5 separate regions of the Homo sapiens genome follow, and all the other regions are linked to region 1. The links are chromatin contacts, found by Hi-C or POLR2A ChIA-PET in ENCODE. All regions are on one chromosome and are shown on one strand. The core of a region is the stretch at or near the end of the contact, and the rest is flanking DNA. Distances in the headings are between cores, read along the strand shown.

Region 1 (2,624 bases), core at 56-2,555:
CGTGGGAAAGCGGGAGAACTGCTGGGAGGGGGACCCCGAAGCACCAGAGGCTGCTGGCCCCGCCAGCCTGTCCCAGGCGCCGTCCAGAGGGTCATGGGGCTACAGTGGGGCAGGCCCAGAGCCAGGCTAGGAAGGACCCATGCCACGAGTGGGCGATGAGAGATTGAGTGAGGAGAGCTAGGAGGCTAGCTATAGGCGGTGACGTGCGGCGGAGCTTTTAAGTGGCTCATTCATTCATTCACTGAACGAGTATTTGTCGGCGCCTACAGTGTGCCGGGCCTTTCAGCCTAGACCAGCCGATTTGGGCCAAAATTCCTAGAGACCCCTCTCTTAAGGGCGTGCCTACTATTTAACACAGAGCGATGCCAATCACAGAGGGGTTCAGGGTCCCTAGGTCTTAGCAAAGACGCCTGTGGCCCGGCGTTTGCGCCCATGCACAGATCTGTATGCCCCACCTTGGGACCCCAATTCGTGCCAGAGCAGGGGCACGGGTGCCACCGAGAGCAATGAGGGCGACATGGACGTGCCTGGCTCTGGTCACGGTCTGGACAGCTGCGCACAGTAGGCACTTAGCGTTCAGTCACAGTCCCCGGGGCATGGCAAAGACGTCTGTGGCCTGGCGTTTGCGCCCATGCACAGATCTGTGGCCCCGGCCTCTGGGCTCCTAATTCCCGCCAGAGCAGGGGCGTGGGTGCCACCGAGAGCAACGAGGGCGACGTGGACGTGACTGGCTCTGGTCCCAGCTCAGGCGCCTGCACACATTAGGCACTCAGTTTTCAGACACCGTTCCTGGGCCTTGGCAAAAACGCCTATGCACGAACCTGAGGCCCCCGCCTGCGGACCTCCATCCGTGCCAGAGCAGGGGCCGGGTGCCACCCAGAGCAACGAGGGCGACGTGGACTCCCCCAACCCTGGTCACGGCCCGGGCATCCACACACAGTAGGCGCTCACAGTTCAGACACGGTCCCCAGGCCTTGGCCAAGATCCTGTGGTCAGGCATTTGCGCCCATGCACAGACGTGGCCCCCGCCAGCGGACCCCCATCCGTGCCAGAGCAGGGGCACGGGTGCCACCGAGAGCAACGAGGACGACGTGGACGCGCCCGGCTCGGGTTACGGCCCGGACATCCGCACAGCGGGCGCTCGGTGCTCAGACACGCCCCTTCCCGGGCTTCGCGTCCCCTAGGGTGCCGGCCCCGCTCCCCCGGGGCGCCCGGCGCACCGTGGGGACTACATATCCCAGCATGCCGCGGCGCCGGCGGAGCGAGGCGAGGCGCGGTGAGTCAGAGCCGCACAGTAAATATTTGTATTAGCCGGAGCCGGCTCGCTAATGGTGGACGCGTGAGGCGGAGGCGCGGGCGGAGGAGGGAGGCCGGAGCGGGCAGCGCGGCGGCGCCATGTCCGTGAACATGGACGAGCTCAAGCACCAGGTCATGATCAACCAGTTCGTGCTGACGGCGGGCTGCGCGGCCGACCAGGCGAAGCAACTGCTGCAGGCGGCCCACTGGCAGTTCGAGGTGCGCGGCGCCGGAGCCGGGCGAGGGCCGGGGCCACGGGCGGAGTGTGTCCCGCGTGGCCGCCGGGCGGGGGCGGACGGCGTGGACGCGTGCCGGCTGTGCGCCCCCTCCGGGCCGCAGACCCGACCCGCTTTCCCGACGGCGGTGCCCGGCGTCCGGATCCCAAGGGCTCGCGGCGGGCGGAGGTGGGAACCGGGCCACCGGTCGGGGATACGCCGCCCCCGCGGGGCCGCGAGTCCCCCGGGATCGAGACGGGGACCCCCCCCACCCCTTTTGTCCGGGTAACGGCCGAGGGCCGGGCGGCCCCGCGGTGCAGACGGACAGTCGGGCGGGCGGCCGGAAGGAGGACGCCCCAGGCCTCGGCAGAGCTGGGCCGGAGGGCGGAGCCGCTCCGGGCGAGTGGTCCGAGGGTCCGCGTGCCTGGTGGGCGGTCGGCGGCGTGCGCACACGTCCATGTGCATTTGTGTTTACGCACGCACCGCGCCACGGCGTCGGCCGGGCACCGGGGAGGTGGCGGACCTGCGGGCACGTTGGCGCGCGTGTGAACGCGCAGCCCCCTGGTGCGTTTGGTGTGTGATCAACGCGTACACATGTGGCGGGTGTGCAGATGCCGCCCGTGCCCGGCACGGTGTGATGTGTGTACACGGCCTGGAGTGTAGGGGTGGCGTGTCGGAGCCCCACACTACACCACAGGGATGAGCGTGTATCCCCTTCAGAGGTGTGCCTGGGGACTCCGTGTGCGCGACTAGGTGCTCTCCTGGGGCTGGCAGGGGCATCTGTCCCTTTACCGGTGCAATGGGGAGGGTGCACACGGTTCACCAGCTTTCGGGCTAGCTGGGTAGGAGGTGATGCTGCCCCGGTCTGGCACCCACTCCCCCGGGCCTCTCCTAACCCATAGGACAGTAGTGCTCCTGGCTTGTGCTGCCCAGAGGCTACCTGGCTTTCCCTAATTCACCGACCCCAGGATTAACCCCATGGTGGTTGGTATCAGGGGATGAGGCCAGAGCCCTTTGAGCTGTGCCCCTCACAGGGGTAGGGTCATGGCCTCAGCCATCCCGGTACCATCTGTGCCCAGCCGGGGACTGGGAACCTGGTTTCTCCATGAGGAG
Region 2 (2,624 bases), core at 55-2,554, 500 kb after region 1:
TCAGGCTGGTCTCGAACTCCCGACCTCAGGTGATCCGCCCACCTCGGCCTCCCAAAGTGCTGGGATTACAGGCGTGAGCCACCGCTCCCGGCCTAAACCACTTTAAAGTGTATGATTCAAGGGCAGTATGTAGATTCATCCTGTTGGATCATTTCTAGACTTTTTCATCATCCTAAAACGAAACCCCAAGCTGCTTATCTTCCTCCCCTAGCACCTGGCAACCTCCAATCTGTGTCGCCTCTACGGATTTGCCAATTCGAGACATTTCATCTGGATGGAATCATACGCTATGTGGCCTTTTTTGTTTGGCTTCTTTCACTAGCATAACGTTTCCCGGGTTCCTCCACACTGCAGCATGCATCGGTGCTCCATTCCTTTTTGTAGCCGAATAATATTCCATTGCATGGACAGATCACATTTTACTTTTATTTTCTAATTCAACAGTGAGACCTGGTGTGGGCCCCGGCGCTGGGCCTGGGAGGCGAGGGAGGGGATGGAAGAGAGCCCCGTGACTGGCAGGAGGCACTGTGGAGTGTGGGGAGAAGGGGTCGGGATCTGCATGCTAGAGAGAATAGGATTTTATTTACACGTGGCAATGTTTATGGAGGCCAATGCACAACTGCCATTATGGGACGCGGACTCCTTTGAAAGTCTCATTTGTGTAAAAGGAAAAGCAGTAGTTCATGAGGAGGGGGAGAAGGGCTCAAGGACAGCAAGGTAAACTACCCCTGGGGCGGGGGAACGTGGTCGTCGGTGGGCCCAGCTTTGGAGGCTAGGCCCGTGAAGGTCGCCCCGTGAGCAGGTCCAGGGCAGGCCGAGTGCCCCGGGGCCCGCATTCATTGCTTACAGAGCAAGGGGAGCCTCCCGGGAGGGAAATCCAACGGTTGGAAACTTCGATTTATCCCAAAGGCGTGCCGAGTGGGAAGGCAACATTTTGATTTCCCAAACGTTGCGGCCAGCGGCTTCTTCCACGGCAGGCGCCTTCAGGTCTCTCCGCAGGGTCGGGACCCCGGGCGGCGCGCGGCCTCTGGGACGCCGAGGGAGGGCGGGCCCACAGCGCCCGGAGCGCGGACAGCGGCCACAGCCCGCCGCCTAGAAGCGGCGCCGCCCGGGGCGGGGGGCGGAGCCGAGCGCGCGCCCCGCCCCGCCCCGCCCCGCCCCGCAGCCCCAGCCCAGCGCGCGCACCAAGGCGGGGCGGCGCGCGGCCCGTGCGCGTGTCCGGGGCCAGGAGGCGGTGGCGGCGAGCGCGGGCCGCGCGTGCGCGCTGCGGCTGGGCGAGGGGCGGCGCGGGCGCGCGTCTGTCAGTGACAGCGGGCGGGGCAGGGGCCGGAGATGGTGGCGGCGGCAGCTCTTCCGACATGAGGCAGCGGCCGCGGGGGACACGGCGGCGGGCGCGGCGGCGGCCGCATCTCTAGCTCGGGGAGGCGGCCCCCGGCGTGGGCGCGGGCGGGCGGGCGTCCCGGCCGGCGTCGCGGGAGCCCGGCTCTGCGGCAGCGTCTGCACCGCCGCCCGGCGAGGGGCCCGCGTCCGTGGTTCCACGCGCTCGGTCCCGGGACAGCTGCGGCCGCGGCGGGAGCGGCGGCGCACTCGGGGGGAAGCAGGCCCCACTAGACGGGCCGCGCCGACGGGCTCCGCGCACTCGCAGCCCGGGGCGCCCCCACCCCCAGCGCCCGCCGCCGCGGGCAGGGCCGGCCCGGAGCGCGGGGGGCGGCCGGGGAGCGCGAGCCGGGGGCGCCCGCCGAAGCTCGCTGCTCCGGGTCGGGGTCCGGGCCCGGGGCCGGCCGCGCGCCGCCTTTGACGCATCGGAGCGCGGCTCCTGCAGGATGGAGGGCTCCGCGCCGCCAGCGGAGTTGTTTGTGCGCAGGCGGCTCGCGGGGCTGGGAGCGCTCAAGGTCTGAACTTCCCTCCGGAGCCGCAGCTGGAGGAGGCGAGCGCGCGAGGAGGAGAAGCCGCGCGGCGCGGAGGCCACCCTCGGGGCGAGAGGCGCGGAAGGCGAGCGAGCAAAGCGGTCCCGGAGCCACGGCGGCCACGCGGCGGGGACCCCCGGGCGTTCTAGGTCCGTCCCGAGCGGTTCTCGTGCGCCTCGAAGGTGGGGGCGGTGGGGGCGGTGGGAGCACCGCTGAGCCGGGAACCACAGGAACAGATGGTGCCTGTCCAGGTCGCGTGCTGGAGCCGCCCCTTAGGACAGGAGCAGGTCCCGGGCCTCTAGGCGTGCATGCCTAGGTGGGAGCGCCGCTAACTCTCCCCGTTTTGCTGGCAGGTACTGGTGACCCCGGCCGGGGCAGGCCCCGGGACTCGACAACATGGCTTCCCCACCCCACCAGCAGCTGCTGCATCACCACAGCACCGAGGTGAGCTGCGACTCCAGCGGGGACAGCAACAGCGTGCGCGTCAAGATCAACCCCAAGCAGCTGTCCTCCAACAGCCACCCCAAGCACTGCAAATACAGCATCTCCTCTAGCTGCAGCAGCTCTGGGGACTCCGGGGGCGTCCCCCGGCGAGTGGGCGGCGGAGGCCGGCTGCGCAGGCAGAAGAAGCTGCCCCAGCTGTTCGAGAGGGCCTCCAGCCGCTGGTGGGACCCCAAGTTCGACTCGGTGAACCTGGAGGAGGCCTGCCTGGAGCGC
Region 3 (2,624 bases), core at 7-2,506, 460 kb before region 1:
GCTTTTCAAACGAACACCCCCTGCCCCCAGCCCATGGATTCAGAGGATTCTGGAGTTGACGGCATCCTACCTGCAAGACTCTGAAGTTCTGTCAACCCCACAATCTGAATTCTGTTGTTCTGCAAGAGCTCATCATGGGGTTTGGAGTCTGAAAAATGAGAATGATCCCTTTAATGTACCAGAAGCAGCAATCTAAAGTCAGATAATCTCCCAACTCAGGCTGAATCACGGACAGTGTTTTGGAAAGTAAGATATTTCAAAACCTCTCTCTGCTCCTCACTAGCCAGAACAGAGAATGCGGCCAATTCTTGTTCAGATTGCTCTAGGAGGCACACAGAGATAGGGCCTGAATCTTACCTACCTTCACTTAACATGATGCCTGGCAAACAGTAGGTGCTCAATTAAACTAATCTAGATTGTCTGGATAGTGGAATTTTCCCACCACAGAGCCATCCCTAGGAAGTCCCACTCTACCCCATCACCCTAGGATAGCAGATTCTAAACAGGGATTAAAGGCAACTAGTGCTGTTCCCACTTCTTCCTGAGATGGGGTTGAGCTACCCTCTCAAGATACCAACGTGGAGAATAATGAGGGAGCAGACACCGCTGCCCTGCACACTGTGGGGAAAAGCTGGACATGAAGAACAAATGAAAACATCTGTCTGCAGAGCTCTGCGTTGAGGGATGAGGAATGAAATATCCTGTCAGCTCAGACATAGCCTGACAAGGGTAGCTGCACAGGGACGTAGCTACCAGCACTAGCCCTGGAGTTCCACGCACCTGGGTTCCACTTACTAGGAGAATTACGTGAGACCACGCAATGGATTCACTTAACACACTTCTGACACGTGGCAAGATTAACGCCGGCTATACCTAGAGACCCACCCAGGAAAGGCTGGGGCAGAACCGCTCGTCTAATCTCGGAGAGCTGCCCAAAGGCGGCGACTAAAGGAGCACTTCCGCCTCGACTCCCCGGGGCGGTTAGAACCGAGGATCAACGGCTGAGAGAGCATCGTCCCTCCCAGACCCTTGGCCACTCACTGCAGAACCCCAGGAGGGTCACCGAGAAGCCGTGCATGGCCAACGACAGCGCGTGGTACTGCATACGGGGGCTGCGGCCCACGTCGCCCAGCACCACCGCTACTACATGCCGGGCCGCCCGCCCCCGGCGCCAGCGCTTCCATCCTCCCAGCAGCAGCAGCGGCAGCAGCAGACACAGCGCCAGCAGGACCAAGCATGAGGCCGCCATCTTGGCTGGCCCGCAGCAGTCACGTGACCGCGCTTCCTCGCGCTGTGCGCAGCCGCAGACCGAGCCTCCGAAGTGGGCCGAGAGGGCGAGAAGTGGACGCGGTTCCCTAACAGGGGCCCGGGGAACCCCCAGGAGCCCCTCGGGGCCAAGAATTAGTAGTAGTAGGACACACGCACATACACCAGATTCCCTACACACCAGTGTATTTCCCCGACTAAAGTAAAGCTGTTACTGTATTGGGATCTAAGAACTCTCTTCAGGATTCAAAGATAATTTCAAAATATAGTGACACAAGAATTTGGATAAATTTCATCCTAACATTGATAAAGGAGCCAGATGCTGACGAGTACGAATTGTAGAGTTCCGTCTATGTAAATAAAAACCAGTCCTCGCTGTTAGAAGTTAGGGGCTGGTGGGTTCTGCTTCTGGATCTGGTGCTGGTAATGTGGGTGTGCTGCATTTGGGGCGGTACCTCAAGCAGCAGATTACCTGCCCATTTTCCAGGGTGTACATCACACTTAATAAAACATTTAAAAGGTAGAGAGGGGGAAGGACAAACAAGGAAGTAAACACCATCATGATTTTGCTTAAGTATCAATGGCTAGAAAGGAAATTTCCACAGTGACCCTCCAATTTCACCTCCCAAAGTAGCCATAGTGAGAGTTTAATGTGTGTCTCTGCGATGGCCTGTATTAGTCCGTTTTCATGCTGCTGATAAAGACATACCCGAGACTGAGCACTTTACATAAGAAAGAGGTTTCATGGACTTACAGGTCCACATGGCTGGGAAGGCCTCACCATCATGGCAGAAGGCAAGGAGGAGCAAGTCACCTCTTACATAGATGGCAGCAGGCAAAAAGAGAGCTTCTGCAGGAAAACTCCTTTTTATAAAACAATCAGGTCTCGTGAGGCTTATTCACTATCACGAGAACGGCACGGGAAACACCTGACCCCATGATTCAGTTACCTCCCACTGGGTCCCTTCCACACAACACATGGGAATTCAAGATGAGATTTGGGTGGGGACACAGCCAAACCGTATCATGACCTTTTTTCTTTGAAAGCGGTCCCTTGCAGAGAAACACCAAGAGCTCACTGGTGATGCTACCCCATTGCCTCCACTTGGGAGCTGCCGCAGAACCTGGAGAGCCACCACCCAGACCGTATTCAACAAACAAACAAGACTCCTCCCCTGATGAGGACCACAGGCAGCACCCACGGGACAGGGTAGCCCACATGGATGTGGCTCCCCAGTGTCCCTGGGCTCAGCTCAGGGCTTGGCACACTTTGCATCTGCTTTTCACAATTGCCCCATCACTCCCTTTCTATGGATTCAGAAGGGACAGCTCACGCCTTAAGCCAGACCTTGAAACCC
Region 4 (2,624 bases), core at 66-2,565, 420 kb before region 1:
TAACCCGACAATCCACTCGGACTCCCGTCTCCACTTTGGAGAGCTTTCTTCTTTCCCTTATTAAACGTTCGCTCCAACCCCACCCTTGTGTCCACGCTCCTTAGTTTTCTTGGAGGTAGGACAAAGAACCCCGGGACTAGTTCAGACAAGGAGAAACTGCTATATTAAGGTGCACTGGCAAGACCGCAACAGTATCAAGCCAATTAGACTTGCCGTGGCTCCTGGAATGGCCCACGCACTGCACTGGCACCAAGACACCACCCAACCCTGGACACTGCACTGGGACAGGAGGCCTGAAGAGAAGAATCCTCTCAAAGGAAGCTTGAAGTACATGCTACAAAATAAACTGGCTTCTATACTCAGGGCCAGCTTCATGGGCTCACTCAGAAGGTCCCTGGCTTGCTGCAACCATTTGCTCTGACCATCTTGAAATTCTTAATAGTTTTCTGGGTTTTTTAGTAAGTGTCCCCACGTTTTCATTTTGCATTGAGTCACACAAATCATGTAGCTGGGCTGTCTTCAAAAATGTCAAGGTAGTAAAAGACAAAAGGCTGAGGAGCCTTCCAGATGAAGAGATCAAAGAGACATGACAACTAAAAGCAACTCCTGGGTTACAGGGTCAGGGGCGGACAAAAAGGAAAAGAAAAAAAAAGACATTAGAGGGACAATTGAAGGTTAGCTGTGGATGACATCACAGAAATGTCAATGGGAGTTGTCCTAATGATATTTGCCCTGTGGTTAAGAAAATGCCCTTGTTCTTAGGAGATTCATGGCGAGGTATGGGGTAAAGGATCATGACATCTGCAATTTGGTTGCCATTGGTTCAGGAAAAAAAAAAAACAAAGTACAAATGATTGAGTAAATCAGGCAAGCCTAAACCACTGCTAAACATGAATAACAGTTCTACGAGAGTTCTTTATGCTCTCCTTGCAACTTCCTGTAGGTTTGAGATTACCTGGAGATAAAAAGTTAACATCACCAGCACCGCCCGCCAGCCCGCCAGCCGAAAAGAGCGCAGGTAATTCAGTCCGAGCTGAAAGCGGCCACCCTGGGACTTGAGTCACGTGAGGCGAGCCCACATGACCCGAGGCCCCGGTCCAATATGGCGACCTCCACGGGTCGCTGGCTTCTCCTCCGGCTTGCACTATTCGGCTTCCTCTGGGAAGCGTCCGGCGGCCTCGACTCGGGGTGAGTGCAGCTCCCTGGGCCAGCCTGGTTCGGGGGGTCCCCCCTGTCCTCCGAGCTCACGAGGACAGCCCCCTGAGCTCACGGCCGCCCGTCCCCGCAGGGCCTCCCGCGACGACGACTTGCTACTGCCCTATCCACGCGCGCGCGCGCGCCTCCCCCGGGACTGCACACGGGTGCGCGCCGGCAACCGCGAGCACGAGAGTTGGCCTCCGCCTCCCGCGACTCCCGGCGCCGGCGGTCTGGCCGTGCGCACCTTCGTGTCGCACTTCAGGGACCGCGCGGTGGCCGGCCACCTGACGCGGGCCGTTGAGCCCCTGCGCACCTTCTCGGTGCTGGAGCCCGGTGGACCCGGCGGCTGCGCGGCGAGACGACGCGCCACCGTGGAGGAGACGGCGCGGGCGGCCGACTGCCGTGTCGCCCAGAACGGCGGCTTCTTCCGCATGAACTCGGGCGAGTGCCTGGGGAACGTGGTGAGCGACGAGCGGCGGGTGAGCAGCTCCGGGGGGCTGCAGAACGCGCAGTTCGGGATCCGCCGCGACGGGACCCTGGTCACCGGGTGAGGAGGCAGGGAGCCCCGTGCTGTCGAGGGCAGAGGGCCTGAGATTTGGGTTGTAGCCGTGCCTCCGTGTTCAAGTCACTTAACCAAGCTGAGCCCCTGTTTCCTCCTCTGCAGAATGGGGATAGGAATCGCTTCCTTGCAGAGTTTATTCATCATCCAGTATCATTGAGCACTTGCTTGTATCAGGCAATGTGCCGCGCCCCGGTGAGATAGCCGTGAACAACACAGTCTTTGCCTTAACAGCCCTCCCCCATTACTAGAAAAATCAACAAAAGCCGGGTAAATAGCTAACATACATTCTGATTGCTGTGTGTGCAGCAAAGCAACCAACGGGGTGAACCCGTTGTAAATAGTGTTGATTTTAGGGAGGGTGATCTGGAACACGCCTCTCCGAGGTGACCTTTGAGTGGGAACTTGAAGATGAATCACTAAGTGAGCCAAGGTCAGAACTGGAGGAAGAGCGTTTCAGTCCAAAGGAACCCCACGCACAAAGGCTCAGAGGCTCAGGGGGGCTTGTGTGTATGAGGGACTGAAAAAGGAGTGGGGTGTCAGAAACATCAACTCATCAAGACTGATGATTTTTTTTTTTTTGAGACAGAGTCTTGCTCTGTTGCCCAGGATGGAGGGCAGTGGCATGATACCGGCTCACTGCAACCTCTGCCTCCCGGGTTCAAGCGATTCTCCTGCCTCAGCCTCTGGAGTAGCTGGGACTACGGACGTGTGCCACCACGCCCGGCTGATTTTTGTATTTTTAGTAGAGACGGGATGGGGTGGGGAACGGGGGAGTGGGTTCACCATATTGGCCTGGCCGGTCTCGAACTCCTGACCTCAAGTGATCCACCCACCTCAGCCTCCCAAAGTGCTGGGATGACAGGTG
Region 5 (2,624 bases), core at 51-2,550, 360 kb before region 1:
TCACCGTTTTAGCCGGGATGGTTTTGATCTCGGGGCCTCGTGATCCGCCCGTCTCGCCCTCCCAAAGTGCTGGGATTACAGGCGTGAGCCACCGCGCCCGGCCAAGATCTTGTTTCTTTAAAAAATAAAATAAAGGCTGTGCACAGTGGCTCACACCTATCCTCCCAGCACTTTGGGAGGCCGAGGCAGGTGGATCACTTGAGGCCAGGAGTTCAAGACAAGCCTGGACAACATAGTGAAACCCTGTCTCTACTAAAAATGCAAAAAATTAGCCAGGCGTGGTGGTGCGCACCTGTAATCCCAGCTACTCGGGAGGCTGAGGCATGAGAATTGCTTGAACCTGAGAGGAGGAGGTGGCAGTGAGCCGAGATCATGCCACTGTACTCCAGCCTGAGCGACAGAGACTCCATCTCAAAAATAATAATAATAAATAAATAAATAAAATAAAAACACTGGCTGAATAAAATTCAAACGCCTGCCAAGTGGAGAGGGACCTTACCTAGAAGGGACCAGGGAGCCCCGGAAGGTTATAGAGCACCTCTCTTCGCAGGATGGTTGTGAGGCCTTCACAGGTCCTGGGCTCTACCCATGTCAATCACATCACACACATTAAAATGCATCCACTTTCCGTGATTTACATATACATGAGCTCATCACAGTTGAGGTCCAGATGACAGCCTGGCATGAAGTTGCCCTTGGTAGGCATTTAATTCAGCATGTGTTCATTTTAACTCTGCAGGTTTCTTTTTCTTTTCTTTTTTTTTCCTTTTTTTTTTTTTTTTTTTTTTTGAGACGGAGTCTCACTCTTTCGCCTAGGCTGGAGTGCAATGGCACGATCTCAGCTCACTGCCGCCTCCGCCTCCTGGGTTCAAACGATTCTCCTGCCTCGGCCTCCCAAGTACCTGGGATTACAGGCACCCACCACCACACCCAACTAATTTTTGTACTTTTAGTAGAGATGGGGTTTCACCATGTTGGCCAGGCTGGTCTCGAACTCCTGACCTCAAGGGATCTGCCTGCCTCAGCCTCCCAAAGTGCTGGGATTACAGGCGTGAGCCACTGCACCTGGGCCTGCAGGTTTCTTTTTGTATTCTGGAATAATTACATTTATTTTCTTTCCTTGTTAAACATTGCTGTGACCTTGAGAAACTGTGGGCCGCAGGCACCCTGCCCTGGGAGAGGCCCTGGCAGAGACCAAACAGGGCCCAGCCCCTGTGCCTTTCATACCTCCCAAGGTCCTACGGGATCAAACAGCTGACGGGACCTTTCTGTGTTGGAAACCAGCTCACACCACTAGTTTTGTCCCTGCCTAAGAGCCTCAGCTGCCGGCTCCTGTCCCTACAGTTGGCTTGACCACCCACAAATGAGACCTGAGCCTCTCCCTGCTAAACAAACACATGGTTTGGTGCTCTCAGGAACACAAGGCCACAGAAGGATTCAGTTACAGCCCTTCTGCCAGGTGGCTGGAGAGGACATCCAAGCCTGCCTGCTCAGAAAAGGAGATGGTCCAAAGCCCAGAGCCCACAGCTGCAGGGCCACAGTGGGGCAGGCAGGGACCAAGCAGGGCTGCCTCTTACGGGTCCCCATCCTGGAAAATCCATATTGACACAATTAGCATCTGGAGATGGGAGGCTGGAGCTAAATAGCCCTGAATTCCCACCCAGACTTGCCCAATTCCAGGCTGGGTAACCCCTCTTTCATTTGTAAAGTGCAATAATCATAGAACCTCCCAACTAGCACTCAGGTGGGCCTATTTTATTGCTTCATACATCACAACTACTGAAATAGGGTCATCAGCCGCTGATATCCCTGAATTTGCAGTGCTTTGCAAAATGCCTAGCACATAGTCCACACTCAATAGACATTTACAGGATGAATGAATGAACAACAGCATAGCACCGCCCTTAAGAGAGTGGGCTCTGGGGCCTGGGTTGGGATCTCTGCTCTGCCTCTCATCAGCTGTGTGAAAAAATCATCAAGCTCTCAGTTCCTTAATTCCTTTGTGTGTAAAAGGGGAAGTAAGAAAAGTAGCTACCTTGCTACTTGTCAGAAGAATAAAGGAGTCAGCTCATGCAATGTGCTTAGAGCAGTGCCTGGCACATGGTTCATTCTACATCACCATTTAAGTAAATTTAAATTTTAAAAATGAGTGAGATTCTGTAAAGTACAAAAAGCTATTTCTGCTAATCACTTGACAGATGATCCCTCCTCCCCTCCTTCCTTCCTTCCTGTTCTTCCTCATCCAAATTCAAAGGAAGCTGGAATGCCACTTACGCCAAAACGTCCAGTAAGAATGCAGAAAGAATATCCAAGCTGCACCAACATCTTCCAGCCCAATGCTCTCCCTTCCCTTTTCTATTCTGCAGGCCTGATTTGGGGGCCTGGCCACTACGCAGCCACTGAGTAAGGTGCCCCCATCGCCTGTCATACTCTTCAGGAGTCTCCCTATCAACCCCTTTCCTTCCCCCTGCAAGTCTAGGGGACCTCAGCACAGATGTGATATCAATCTACTCACCTCCTCCAACTCTTTTTTAAAAAATTGAAATATGGGTATCTACCCAAAGGAAAAGAAGTCATTATGTGAAAAAGACACATACACATGTATGTTTATAGCAGCACAATTC

Evidence for each region. A loop is a pair of places that touch in the nucleus more often than their neighbours do. ChIA-PET counts read pairs that join two places held with the same protein, here RNA polymerase II (POLR2A). Pooled maps may share reads with other maps.
Region 2: a map of B cell shows a loop between it and region 1 (6-fold over the local background). The contact joins the promoter of ADCY9 here to the promoter of UBALD1 in region 1. A Hi-C loop is called at or near these places in 1 of 168 maps with a recorded cell type or tissue (B cell) and 6 of 50 pooled maps. POLR2A ChIA-PET finds 5 or more read pairs at or near these places in 1 of 52 experiments (naive thymus-derived CD8-positive, alpha-beta T cell).
Region 3: a map of gastrocnemius medialis shows a loop between it and region 1 (2.7-fold over the local background). The contact joins the promoter of ALG1 here to the promoter of UBALD1 in region 1. A Hi-C loop is called at or near these places in 2 of 168 maps with a recorded cell type or tissue (CD4-positive, alpha-beta T cell and gastrocnemius medialis), 3 of 37 single-sample maps with no recorded cell type and 13 of 50 pooled maps. POLR2A ChIA-PET finds 5 or more read pairs at or near these places in 1 of 52 experiments (A673).
Region 4: a pooled map shows a loop between it and region 1 (11-fold over the local background). The contact joins the promoter of NAGPA-AS1 here to the promoter of UBALD1 in region 1. A Hi-C loop is called at or near these places in 1 of 37 single-sample maps with no recorded cell type and 12 of 50 pooled maps. POLR2A ChIA-PET finds 5 or more read pairs at or near these places in 4 of 52 experiments (CD4-positive, alpha-beta T cell, H1, T-cell and 1 more).
Region 5: a pooled map shows a loop between it and region 1 (4-fold over the local background). The contact joins the enhancer-like site here to the promoter of UBALD1 in region 1. A Hi-C loop is called at or near these places in 2 of 50 pooled maps. POLR2A ChIA-PET finds 5 or more read pairs at or near these places in 4 of 52 experiments (GM10248, H1, WTC11 and 1 more).

Annotation. Positions count from the first base shown.
Region 1 is chr16:4,613,569-4,616,192 of GRCh38, reverse strand. UBALD1 (UBA like domain containing 1) reads left to right here and starts at 1,305. Exons shown (of 3, transcript NM_145253.3): 1 at 1,305-1,515. The coding sequence starts at 1,396. RefSeq lists enhancers at 1-111, 1-520, 521-1,093 and silencers at 1,045-1,284, 1,625-1,724, 1,765-1,874, 1,955-2,124.
Region 2 is chr16:4,115,122-4,117,745 of GRCh38, reverse strand. It overlaps ADCY9 (adenylate cyclase 9), which reads left to right and starts at 1,304. Exons shown (of 11, transcript NM_001116.4): 1 at 1,304-2,056; 2 at 2,261-2,624. The coding sequence starts at 2,304. RefSeq lists a silencer at 1,097-1,166.
Region 3 is chr16:5,070,475-5,073,098 of GRCh38, reverse strand. It overlaps ALG1 (ALG1 chitobiosyldiphosphodolichol beta-mannosyltransferase), which reads right to left and starts at 1,256. Exons shown (of 13, transcript NM_019109.5): 1 at 1,042-1,256; 2 at 71-148. The coding sequence starts at 1,249. RefSeq lists enhancers at 797-856, 1,027-1,136, 1,167-1,226.
Region 4 is chr16:5,032,393-5,035,016 of GRCh38, reverse strand. It overlaps NAGPA-AS1 (NAGPA antisense RNA 1), which reads right to left and starts at 1,315. Exons shown (of 2, transcript NR_038913.1): 1 at 956-1,315. NAGPA (N-acetylglucosamine-1-phosphodiester alpha-N-acetylglucosaminidase) reads left to right here and starts at 1,082. Exons shown (of 10, transcript NM_016256.4): 1 at 1,082-1,188; 2 at 1,289-1,744. The coding sequence starts at 1,103. RefSeq lists enhancers at 971-1,150, 1,344-1,845.
Region 5 is chr16:4,975,612-4,978,235 of GRCh38, reverse strand. The region is part of intron 2 of SEC14L5 (SEC14 like lipid binding 5); the gene reads right to left. Among named protein-coding and RNA genes, the nearest start is that of SEC14L5, 19 kb to the right of the region's middle. Within about 2 kb of position 1,300, at least 8 of the 41 ENCODE cell types and tissues checked have a DNase peak (open chromatin) inside an H3K27ac peak, as active enhancers do.